Regions from separate parts of the Mus musculus genome. Here region 2 is linked to region 1. A link is a loop called in an ENCODE intact Hi-C map of the cell type or tissue named here. Cell type or tissue: heart. All regions are shown on one strand. Links, peaks and the distances in the headings refer to the core of each region. The heading gives the core; the rest is flanking DNA.

What was found. Peaks named below come from ENCODE experiments on the same cell type or tissue, not always from the same donor. Only the 100,000 strongest peaks of a DNase experiment are listed, where the experiment ranks them.
Region 2: a loop joins it to region 1, with 3 times the contacts of the local background. A loop is called at or near these places in 3 of 42 quality-filtered maps.

Annotation. Positions count from the first base shown.
Region 1 is chr10:67,981,155-67,988,962 of GRCm38, reverse strand. It overlaps Rtkn2 (rhotekin 2), which reads right to left. Exons shown (of 12, transcript NM_001359319.1): 2 at 1,460-1,656. Among named protein-coding and RNA genes, the nearest start is that of Rtkn2, 5.5 kb to the right of the region's middle. In heart, for the core only: a CTCF peak has its summit at 4,186 (motif pointing right); no DNase peak of the experiment used is centred there.
Region 2 is chr10:66,861,855-66,866,854 of GRCm38, reverse strand. No RefSeq gene overlaps it. Among named protein-coding and RNA genes, the nearest start is that of Gm31416, 30 kb to the right of the region's middle. In heart, for the core only: a CTCF peak has its summit at 2,565 (motif pointing right); DNase peaks (open chromatin) are centred at 1,464 and 2,234; H3K27ac peaks cover 655 bases.

The sequences.
Region 1 (7,808 bases), core at 1,169-6,168:
TATATGTGTATATATATGTATATGTGTGTTATGTATATATGTATATGTATATATGTATACATGTATATATGTATATATGTATATGTGTATGCATGTGTATATGTGTGTGTATATATATGTATATATATGTATATGTATATATATATATATATGTATGTGTGTGTGTGTGTGCATAATGCCCACATAGAGAGTTACCTTATCACCCTCCATCCCCCCCACACACACAATGCACCTGCAACAAAAGGACTAAGCATAAGGGTCGGCATTTACAGTAAGGTAAGGCCGCTGACAAAGTGGCCGCTTTGCATCTAGATCTGCTGCATCACAACCCTATTTCTGTTTTCCGTTTACAGAAACCTTCTCTGACAGGCCTGTACCTTACTTGTACAGAATTTCATGGAGGGACACAGTGCCCCACCCAATGACCAATAAAGTACAGAGAGAAACTTTCCCCCTTGTACCAGAACTACAAACAGACCAGAGAGACAGAGGCTATACGGAGACACACTGAAGTCAAGCCTCTGGATCCATTCACCCAAGGCCCAGGTGGGGCTTGGCCCTGCCTGTGAAATGGGATACAATGTGACACACAAATGCTACATCAATCCCACAAGGCTGATATGGAGTGACAGGGACCACAGGACCTGAAACTCAGCAGCAAGCCCTAACTGGGACTATAGTTGGCAACCCTTCTGGGAGCACCACTCCCTTCTCTGGAACTGGCTCACCATAGGAAGGGCTGGGCGGTCTATTTTAAGTCCCTTCCATTTATATGTTTGTCATCTGTGGCCCACTCAACTCGATTTACTTAAGCTGCTGTTATTCTTAGTACAAATAGCACATCTATAAGGGACTGATTTTGTCCGTTTTTAAGCAATTAATTTTTTTAAGAGTTATCTTAATTTTCCATGTATGGATGCTTTGTGTGTATGCAGGGGCACCATGTGTGTGCCAGGAGCCCAGAGGAAGACAGAGGAGGGCAGAAGATCCCCCAGTATTGGAGTTACTGATGGTTATGAGCCGCCATAGAAGTGCTACAAACTAAACCCAGATCCTCTGCAAGAGCAGCCAGTGCCCTTAACCACTGAACCACCTCTCCAGCACCAGCAATTAATTTCTCAGAGACACTTCTCCGTGGACTCCACTCTTGGCCTCTGTCCTTTCTTCTTGAAAAGACCCTCCCCATCCTTTTCTCCTAACACACTTTCACTTTCTAGTGAAAGAGCTTCGCACCTTAACCAGCTCAATGGAAGAGAGTTCCCTTTGAGCCCTGCTGTCCACACAACTGTGACATCAGCTGGCACTCCCATGTTGGCCTTTAAACAGTTTGGTGTCCTGACATTTTGTTTGTTTGTTTGTTTGTTTGTTTGTTTTTTACACTTAAATTATGTCATGTTTTCTGTTCAAATGCCTAAGAATGCTAAAGTTCGCTAAAGCAAAGGCGACTCACAGCACTAACCGTGCTCCGGTTTGATTTGCAATCTCTTCTTTTGACTTCTGCAGCTCTGCCGTGTACGCCTGGATCCGAGCACTGCACACCATGAGGTTCTTAACTGCATGCAAAACTTGGTCTTTTTTCGTACTCAGCGAGAGCAGCTTCCATATTCCTTCTCGCATGCGGATCTCTAAGTCTATTTTCTCTCGGATGCTGCAGTCCTGGAATAGAGAATCCTCCGTAAGAGGTTGCAAGAGTCTAGAACTACGATTAAGACAGGCAGAGGGTGGGAAACGTAGTAGACATTGTTTGTTTGTTTTTTTTTATACCATTCTGAGGATGAAACCAAGCTTCCCAGAGTGAAACAAATACAGCCATTTGCAAAAGCTATTTGCAAGATTCTCAAGTTTCTTGCATTATTAGGAACTCTTTTCAATTTACTGGCTAAAAGGAAAAGAAACAAAGATGAGAAGAACATCTTGCTACCATAACCTCCGTTAGCTTAACAGAGCTCTCAAAATCCATATTTGACCCTTGAGTGGGCCCTTATTTGGATACAGAATTTCCCGTGTTATTAATTACAATGGGGTCACAATGGAGTAGAATGGGTCTCAAATTTTAATAAGGCCAGGAAGAGACACAGACCCACAGAGAGAGAGAAGGCTACAAAAATACACAGACCCACAGAGAGGCCACGAAAAGACACAGAAACACAGAGGCCACATAAAGATAACGGACACATACAGAGAGGCCACATATAGATGTAGACCCAAAGGGGCTACAAGAAGACTCACAAACAGGACTGGTCATATGAACACACACACAAGACACACAAACACACAGAGAGATACAGAGTTAGAGACAGAGACAGAGAGACAGAGACAGAGCCCTATGACGACAGATACACGAGGAGGCCATGTGAAGACAGAGATGGAACACAACAGGTTGATCCCAGTAGCCAGAGCCTAAAGGGGTCATGGAAGGGGTGTTCCTGAGGGCCTGCAGAGGTGGGGGTGGGGTACTGTCAATCTCTGGAACTGGGGGTGGGGAGGGGATTTGTGGGTCATTTGTTAGACAGCCTTAAGAAATACAGAATAAGCAGCGGGTGAATAAGAATGACGACTCAGCAATTAAGAACAGAATACTTGATGCTCATCTAGTGGACCAGGGTTCGGGCCCCAGCGCGTACATCCAGCAGTTCAAAATTGCATGTAATATCAGTTCCAGGGGACCCAGGACCCTCTTTTTCTACACATGTGCATATAACCCCCACCCCCACCCCGGCTGCCACCACCACCTTAACAACTGTAAGCAGCACACTACACACATGCACAGATCATGAGAGCCACAGGTGGCTCTGATATGCCTGGAAATCGCCAGAGGCCTCAGCTGCCGGGACAGAGACTCATCTCTGGCCATGTTTATTTTGGAGTCACCAAGAAATTTCTTTGTAGCTTAGTTCTGGGTCTTGGTCTTTTTCTATTTAGTGACTGCATGATGGCCTCACTCAATATACAAGTCTCATTCGTACCATTAAAAGTCTACACACCAGATGCAAAGTCCTCTGTTCACTCCCAGAAACTTTGTAAACATTAGAAGCCACAGAGGCCTCTTTATGAACGGGCACAGAACCCACGCGTGTCTATTTCTAAGCGACAATCCTGGCTTCAGAGGTTTAAAAACAAAATACAAAAAACAAAAAAAAACCTATTACTTTTTCTTTGTACCGAAATTCAATTTAAAAATGTGGATAGGATCTAATAAGTGTCAAGGATTAAAAGGACAATCATTTCAAAAGGAAGAGAAGAGGGTTAGGAGAGTTGAGAGTCTATGGCGGTTACCCCCGAAAGCAAAATGTTAGATGGTTTGACTTGACTCTCCAAGCCTAATCGGCTGAGCTATTCACATGAGAGAACAGATCTGTTTAATTACCTTCTGTTACCACAACATGGAATCGTCACAGGCTAACCTTGTCATGTAGTATGTGCTGACTCAAGCTGGGGTACTCTACCAACGCTGTCCCTTGCTGCACTCCTTTCTTTGACCATGACTGCCTTCCACCAACTCCGACGTCATCTATGGATGACTTGCAAGCCCCAATGTCGTTTCTCCTTTCACATCATCAGCAATCAGTTCTAAGAACCATCTACGTGACCCACATGTCTACAGTGATAGACGGTAGACGGCGGCAGGCTGGTTAGCGCTGGTAAGTGCACACCGGGAGCGACTGGAAGCTGGGATGAGCCGCTTTACCCCACAGAGCCAATATAAATAAATGCCATCTGGTGCCTCGGAGTTCAGCTTTGCCTTTTAAACGAAGCAACGAGACAGCTGATTGAGCTGGCGCAGAGGTTCTGAAAAGCTGGCTACATCCGAGAACCAACTGAGGCACACGGAAAGAACCTTATTAAAGTTCCTGACCCATCCAATTAGGTCTTTGGAGACGGGAAGAGCATTTTTTTAAACGGTCTTCTAATGTGGGGTGGAGACCCCTTTGGGGGTCACATATCAGGTATTTTGTTCATTTTTTTTATACCAATTCATAACGGTAGCCAAATGACAGTTCTGAAGTAGCAACAAAATTATTTTACACTGGGGGGGGGTTGTCATCTCAATGTGAGGCACTGTATTAAAGCGTCGCAGCGTTAGGAAGGTTGAGAACCACCACTCTAGCGTTCAAAATAGCAGGTGGACTGCTACTGTGGACAGTGAAATCCAAAGATTTAAGGTTGCAATAACCTGAAGTAACCAGCAGGGGGCCACGGCCACACTACACATTAGCCTGGGCTTCAGGGCCTCCATCTATCTGGGAAGTGCATTTTCTTCCCCAGCTGAAAAAGACTTCGGTGATTACAGAGGATTGGGAAATGGAAGGGATAAGAACCTCAAAGTCTTAAATCAAAACAAACAAAAGCTTACGCATGAGACTAAGTTAACGTCCCTTAAGGAAATAAGGCATATGCAGAAGCTATTTCTAGAATTCCACCCTTTACTGCGAGAGTTAGTGAACTGTGGTCTGGTCCATGTGTGATTTTGTAAATAAAGTTGTCCTGAATCACACCAGCTCGTAAAAAAAGCCGGATTGAATCACAACTAGCTCATACTGGCTCTGGCTGCTTTCCAGCCACAGTGGCAGAGTTGAGAAACTTAAAAGATAGTGGCCTCTTACCCACTTCAGCTTAGATGCGCTATAGACTAGGATCCTGACTCCTTTGTCAAAGCTAGTCGAGCAAGTGAGAGAGGGCTGAGGCTGCAGGGTGAACTGCCTACTAAGCGCTACATCTGCATTGTCTTTGAATACATTCAGTTAACAGTGTCCACTGCTGCCGAAAGCTTATGCTGACCACACAACCTGTCGGCACACATCCACCCTGCCCGGGAGAAGAAAACCTCTGACCAGCAAAACTAAGCAGCCTTAGGCAAGGAACTGTTTAAAGAGCAAGAGAATTAGTCTTTACTTAGTAGGTGTGCATGGTACTGCTGGGGAGAAGTTGCTGTCTCGGGCCATCCAGTGTGAATAAGGATCTGGAAAGGAGGGGGCGCCCGCTGGGCATGCAGTCATGTTGACTGGCCTCCAAGAGGACTGAAGAGCTAAAATCATTACTGTTACAGCCCAGACCACAGAGCACAGCCAGGCAGAGTTAAGGATGACTGTGGCCAATAAGAAAAGCTGCCCCGCATGCATCCTGCTGCACCATTGAAGAACGAGTCCCCAGAGTGAGTGGGTTAGCAATCTCCTTTCTCGGGGTTCCATCAGGTCAAACAGAAACCTGTGTCACTGTCCTGGTATGGTTAATAGTAAAAGTTAAGAGCTAAGACGGAGCCGGGCAGTGATGGTGCATGCCTTTAATCCCAGCACTTGGGAGGCAGAGGCAAGCGGATTTCTGAGTTCGAGGCTAGTCTGGTCTACAAAGTGAGTTCCAGGACAACCAGGGCTATACAGAGAAACCCTGTCTCGAAAAACCAAAAAAAAAAAAAAAAAAAAAAAAAAAAGACAGAATGGACGGAACAAAGCTAAAAACAGAATAGCTGGACCCTTTAAAAGTAGGAGATAGGGGCTGGACAGACAGCTCAGTGGGAATACTTGCTGTTCTTCCATTGAATATGAGTTCAGTTTCCAGCACCCACAGCATGCAGCTCACAAACAACTATGAGTCCTGCTCCAGGGGACCCAACGCCTTCTCCTGGTACCCCACACTCATGTACACACCCATATAAATACATAAATAAAAATAAATGTTTAAGATAAGTAAGAGTAGAAATGGGGAGTTGGGGAGATGCTCACTGTGCAAGCACAAGGACCTGAGTGTCCACAGAAAAGCAGGCACCGTGGCGTCTGGGCTGTAACCTCAGGGCTGGGGAGGTGAAGGCAGACAGACCCTGGGGGGTACTGGCAGTCAGTCTAGCAAATATGGAAAGCTGCAGGTTCAAAAAGAAATACTGTCTGTCTGTCTGTCTGTCTCTCTCACTCTCTCTCTCTCTCACCTTTAATCTCAGCACAGGGGTGGCAGAGGCAGGCAGATCTCTGTGACTCCATACCAGCCTCCTCTAGTTCCTGAGTTCCAGGCCAGCCAGGGGCTACACAGCAAGACCTTGTCTCCAAAAAACAAACAAACAAACAAAGTGGAAAACAATAAAGGAATAAACGAAGCTGCCCTCTGCCCTCCCTACGTACGTGCCCAGATGAGAATAACTCTGCACACGCCTGCATCTGCATACAGAAGAGGCTTTAGAGCTGGGTATAGTTCAGCAGTGCAAGGCTTCTCTAAAAGGCGGGGGGGGGGGAAGGGGGCTGGATTTTATCTCGAATGCCACAAAAAGGTAAAACTTACAAAGCTGGCAATCTAGGATATGGAAGAGAGACATTTGGACAGTTTTAAGATCCAGAACTGCACAAAAAGGCAGAGAATGGGCCTCACTGCCCATCCTGAGAGGTGACTTTTACAGTTGCAAGCAGGGATGGGGGCTTGGTGAAACAAGACAGAAGCCATACTGTAAGTAATTCTGACCAAAACTACTACTCACCTAGCAACTGTAACTATGACATGTTGGTAAAAAGACCAGGGGTAGGCGAAGAAAATGAAAGGCTGTTTATATACAGTATGTTTGCTTCTAGAATATTTAATTAAATGATTATTGTTGTTGTTATTATCGTGTGTGCCTGTGTGTATGTGTAAGGTGTGTGTACACAAGTACAGGCTGTGTGTGTGAGTGCATGTATGTATGCACACAGATAGTTGCCATACCATGGTATTTATGTAGTAGTCAGACAGCAACTTTGAGGCGTGGTGTCCCCTCTCTCCAGCTCAGGTCCCCACCATGTGAAGCAAGCGTGTTTACCTCAGGAGCTATCTCACCAGCCCCAATCTCCATCTCTTAAACAATATCCCATGAACTGAAGAAAAAAAAAATTAACACTAACCATTCTAGGAAACTGAAGTGCAGAGAAACGTAATTCGTGTCCTGAGAGCACTTTACAAGGACGAATTGTTTCTTCTCAAACTGCACTTCCACTTGCACTTTTTTTCATAGGAGCCTAGACTTTACCAGGAAGACCAATTAGGGTTAGGTGCTCAGAGGAGTAGGCAAAGGGATGTAATAAAAACAGTCGCCGGGCATGGTGGCGCACGCCTTTAATCCCAGCTCTCGGGAGGCAGAGGCAGGCGGATTTCTGAGTTCGAGGCCAGCCTGGTCTACAAAGTGAGTTCCAGGACAGCCAGTCTGGAAAAACCAAAAAAAAAAAAAAAAAAAAAAAAAAAAAAAAAAAAAAAACCAGTCATCTCTCATGCCTGTGCTCCTGACAACTATCCAAGACAGGCACATCAACTGTTCTGCAGCCATGGAAACTAGACTCAGAACCACCCGTCGGTCACTGAGAATTACATAGCAGAATGGGATTTGACCCCAACCTCACTCCAGAACCAATATGCAGCGCGTGAGGAGTCGAGACACCACTGAGGTTGAAGCCGAGGGCTAACAACTAAACCTCTGACCTCACCCTGTTAGATCACAGATTTCAATTGGGGGCGGGGGACACATAAACTAAGAACACAGTGTTTGTTAGTCAAGTATAAAATCCTCCTCCTGACTCAGTATTCCTGTGAAGTTGAAACCCATTAACATTTTGTTGCTTATCTTCAAGACCCAAACAAAAGCCAATTCTATGTTTTGATATTAGGATTAGAAATTACTATCTTGTCATATTTACATAAATAAGCCTTAATATATTTGCTATATATATTGAAATTATATGCATCATTCATACACACTCACACATATATACATATATATGTACACACACATACACACACACACATATTTCCCTTCCATACACTCAGCTCTGTTATCCTCTTTTCTCTTCTGTAGCATTCTT
Region 2 (5,000 bases), core at 1-5,000, 1.1 Mb after region 1:
CACACACGCACACACGCACACACTTAAAAATAAGCATTTAAAACTTAGAGGTTGTGCCCTGAGATGACCGAGAGACTGGAAGATGAACATTTACTAAGAGAATTCCATAGACGGTGTTTTCATGTTGACGTACGGGATTGGTCAGTAAGACAGTTCATGTCTCCGATAGTCTTCTCCTTCTATCCAGCTCTGCAGTGGGAGACACGAAGATCAGAGTTGAAGTGAGGAAAGATGAGGCACACTTTACCCATGTCTCCATCACTGAACATGCTATCAAGCATGTAACTAGGGAAACACATGATCCCTCACCCTCACTACATATAACGACATGTTTAATTCAGGCACTATTTGTTTTTACAGATTTATCACTTTTTTTTAAAAGATTTATTTATTTTATTTATATCCATACATTGTAGCTTTCTTCAGACACACCAAAAGAGGGCATTGGATCTCATTACAGATGGTTGTGAGCTACCATGTGGTTGCTGGGAATTGAACTCAGGACCTCTGGAAGAGCAGTCAATCTTCTTAACCACCGAGCCATCTCTCCAGTCCAGATTTATTACTTTTGTTTTGATGATGATGATGATGGTGATGATGGTGGTGGTGGTGGTGGTAGTGTGTGTGTGTGTGTGTGTGTAGCAGCTGGGGTGGGGTGGGGAGTTGCACACATAAGTCAGGTACCTGTGGAGGCTCAAGTGGACATTAGATCCTCCGAACCAGAGTTACAGGGATCTGTGAGCTGCCTTATGTGGTGCTGGGACATAGACTCCAGTCTTCTGCAAGAGCAGTGCCTGCTTTTAACTGCTGAGACATCTGTCTTTACAGTTACGTTTCTTAGAAGAGACTAATGGGAGGGGGAGGGGATATGGCCTATGCTGTTCCTCGTGCATACTTGTTTGAAAAATGTCCTTCTATAACACAGTGCAATGCATTTGTGGCTATCTGAGGTTTGCTGTGGGGCCATCCCAGACTATTTGTAAGTTCTAGGCCAATGAGAAGTCTTGTCTCAAAGGGAAAAGAAAAACCCCAAGAAATTGTGAATGATACCCAAGGTCTTCTGGCTTTCACATGCACTCACAGTCACACACATACCCCCCTCCACGAACACATGCATGCACACATACACATGCACACACAGATTTGCAAGTTAAAAAAAAAATCTGAATTCTACCACCTCATAGGTCCCCAAGAAAAGACAGCGATAGTAGTGTTCACGACAGATTACTTTCTTGTCCAGTGAAGCATGGCACCTGATGAGTATGAGACCGAAGGACTGTTGAACCTCCTAGATTAGCCTGCAATTGTGAAGGATAGGACTCTAGGGGTGCACTGCAGAAGCCTCCCCTCCCCACTGAGGGATGTTCCAGGAGCCATTCCATGTACTGACAGAATAGCCACAACAAACCCCTTTCCCCTTACTTTGAACTTTGATCTCCAAAAGCCACGTGAATGTGAAGGCTGATTTATGTCAGTGGGTCTTGTGTCGCAGAAGGCGGGTCCAGCCTGGTCCCTGGCACACCACGAAGATTTCCTCCAGCTGTCAATGTGAGAGATGCCTGGGTTAGCTTTTTCTTTTTTCAGAGGACCATCTCCACTCTCACTGAACTGTAGGGGGTGGAGCCAAGAGCGCTCTCACCAGCCCAGTGGGTTGTGATGTGATAGGCATCCTTCCTACATGTTCGCGCAGAGACGTGATTTTACGGAGCTTCCGAGCACACTGAATCCAGTCATGGCATTTCAAGCAGTGTTAAAAAGGAAGAGGTTAGAAGACTTAAATGTGAGGCCAGGCCTCCCAGTTCTGTAGACATCCTTCTATCACAGATTTTACTGTTGTAGCAATATAATCTAACTCTGTTCTCTCTGGCTTAAGAAGGGCAGCCCAGTGCTGGCCAAAGTGATGGGGGAAAATAAGAATTTATAAACCGTTTGTCTCCGTAGTTTCAGCCTCCTGAAATCTGCTGTCCTTCAAAGTACAACCCGATTCAGGCTGAGACCATGAATCCAGCGTGGCTCTGTGTCACACAGTCTACCTTCCCCCCTACAACCCCATTCAAGGTCAGTTATTCATTCCTCCCCAGCAAACAAACAAAAACATTCAAAACCACAGACAGGGAGTAGTGTGATTCAAAAGCCTTGACTGAAGCAGGAAGCCTGTGGCCATCTGTAGAGCAGCCACTTCCTGAAGAGACACACAGCCATGACCCTGTTCCTTGGAAGAGTGGGTGCTGCCTGGGCTTGATAGGAACAATGAGTCAGGCAGGAAGTGGCTGAGGCACGAGGTTTTCTTTGTTGAGAAGGCAAACATGCAAATAAACTGGGAGAAACAGTGTCAGCTCTTTCCAGGGCGCTCAGGGAGGGAAGTTAGAGTTTCACGCACCCTGTACAAAAGTTGCAGTTGCAATCCGATGCCTTTTCCCTTGACAGTGGTGCTACACTGCGGTGTGGTGGTTAATGGTGATTGACAGGATCTAGAATCACGTAGGTGACACACTTTCCTGACCTTTCTACGAGGGAATTTCCAGATCAGACTAATTGAGGTAGTAGCACTACCTAAACTGTAGGTGGCGCCATTCCCTGGCGTCCTAGACCGACTCAAAAAGTGAGTGAGCTCAACACTAGCGTTCATGCATCTCTTCTTCCCGTGTGTATACAATGTATCCAGCCGCCTCAAGCTCCAACCCCATGCCTTGCCTGCTAAGCCGAATAAACTCCCCCTCTGTTGAGATGTTTCTTGGCAAGTATTTGACGAAAAAAGAAAAGCAAAATTGATACAGCTGGAAATGAACCCTAGGCTTTCCTCTATCAAATGCTGGGCGAGTGAACTTGGTATGTGATTAAAAGACTGAGCTGGGGCCTTCATCTGTGAAACTGGCATAGCAAGGCTTTTCTTAGGGGGAGGGGGACTATGCTTTTGTGAGAGATAAATAGGACAAAGAGTGATACTCTGATACAAAGTAAGGAGACAAAATAATCATATTTTTAAGTATTTCACACATAGAGAAGGCCCAGAGAGAATGATACAGTATAGTCACACCCCAGCTTAACTAAGAGACACGACTTCCTCTCTATGTTCTCTCTACTTTTTTCCTTCTTGTAGGTAAACACAGTCCAATATTGACACATGGATTCCCATGGATAGCTTCCCGATTTATATTAAAAGCCATATTCAGCATATTGTTTGGATGTTTCCAAACGTGACAATATGCTCTCTATATTATTACATAGCTGCATTTTGTGATTCAGGATTCTGTCTGTGATGCCAGCCCATGGAGAGACTGAGGCAGGAGGATCAAGAGTTCCAGGTCAGACTGGGCTAATTAAAATCCTATTGGGGGTGGGGGGGAACCCAAGCCAAACCAAATAGAACCAAACCAAAATTCCCTGTTTGAGGATTATTCTTTCTGATCTCTGCAGCTTTGATTCATTTTTACCACGTTTTACCTTTAAGAAGTTTATTTATTTTACGTATATGGTATGAATATTTTCTCCACATGCATGCTGTACTTGTGGAGGCCAGAAGAGTGAGACAGATTCTTTGAAACTGGAGTTACAGCTGGTTTTGGATCACTTAGGTAGGTGCTGGCCATTGAACCTGGGTCCCCTGCAAAAGCAACAAATGCCCTTAGCCACTGAGCCATCTTTCCAGCCTTCATTTGAATTCATGGCATATTTGCTTACTGTCGATGGTGAATATATAGGTAGTTTCATTTTTTTCCCCAAGAGAAATGACATAGTTACGGAAGTTTTTGTGTGCCTTGGTGACCTCAATTTGTAAAACAAAATAAAAATGCTTGCAATTTACACCTCTATCCCTTACCACTACAATTGCAAGAACATTTTCAAGTTTATAAAATGCTTTTAAGTTTATTAATGCTACCACCACAGAGGGTTTTCTACCCTCAACCCTCCATCAATTATAACTCTTTATGCCATGAAATCTCAAAGACTTTCTCACCAAAAGAACGGAAGTACCGTTTGCAGGAGCTCAAAGCCACTTCTTCTGAATCCTTATATTTCAAATAGGGTTTCAGATTCCACTGTTGAAGTTTGTTGAGCCAAAGTCTTACAGTAAAAAAAACAAAACAAAACAAAACAAAAAAACCGAATTCAATTTCCAATTTTCCACCCGGAGGCAAAGAATAGTTCTTGGCGGTAACCATGGCGTTTTCTGTCGGGCCAGTGTGGCTTTTTAGTTATTTTTCCCTGTAATCAAGATTTCCATGGCTGAAGGAATACTTCTTCAGAAGTGAGTGCTCTCACGCCTTGGCGCATTTCCTTGCAATTTTTTACACAGATTGTTTACGTAGTAGGAACCTCATTCTTAGTCCAGCTTCGTGCTCTGCATTTTGAACTTATCATTATAAAGTAGTCTTTTCCCTCTGTGGACTTTTAGTGGCCAAAATTTACCCAGAAAGGAAGTCTGTGCCTCCAAGGATGGTTCTCGGAAATGAAGAAGAAACAACCATTCCAACCCCTTTCATCCCAAGCTGTGGAAGAATGTCTCTTCAGGGTATTTCGTCTGCCCCGCTAACTCCTTGTTAATTGCACCAGTGGACTTCTCTGTTTAGTTTGGTGCTCATAAAGGTGATGACTGAAGTTTTTTAAAAAATGTACAAAATAGATCTCAGCAGTCAGAAGGTCCCCTGCAAGAGGATCCAGCCTCAGTTTTCAGGATCCAGGTCTAGTGACTCACAGCTGCCTGTTATTCCAATTCTGGTGGGTCATGCAATTCTCTTCTGGTTTCCAAGGGCATCTGCACATTAGTGGCACACACACACACACACACACACACACACACACACACACACACACACATGCATGCATGCACACATACATGCACATGTGTGAGCACTTTCATACAATGCACACACACATGCATAAGTAAAATATAACAATTAAAAATGTGTAAAATGTGCTCACAAGTTCATGCTTGTGTGTAACTATAAATGAGTTCATGTGGCTGTGGTCTTACATCCATGTGAGCATGCATGCACACA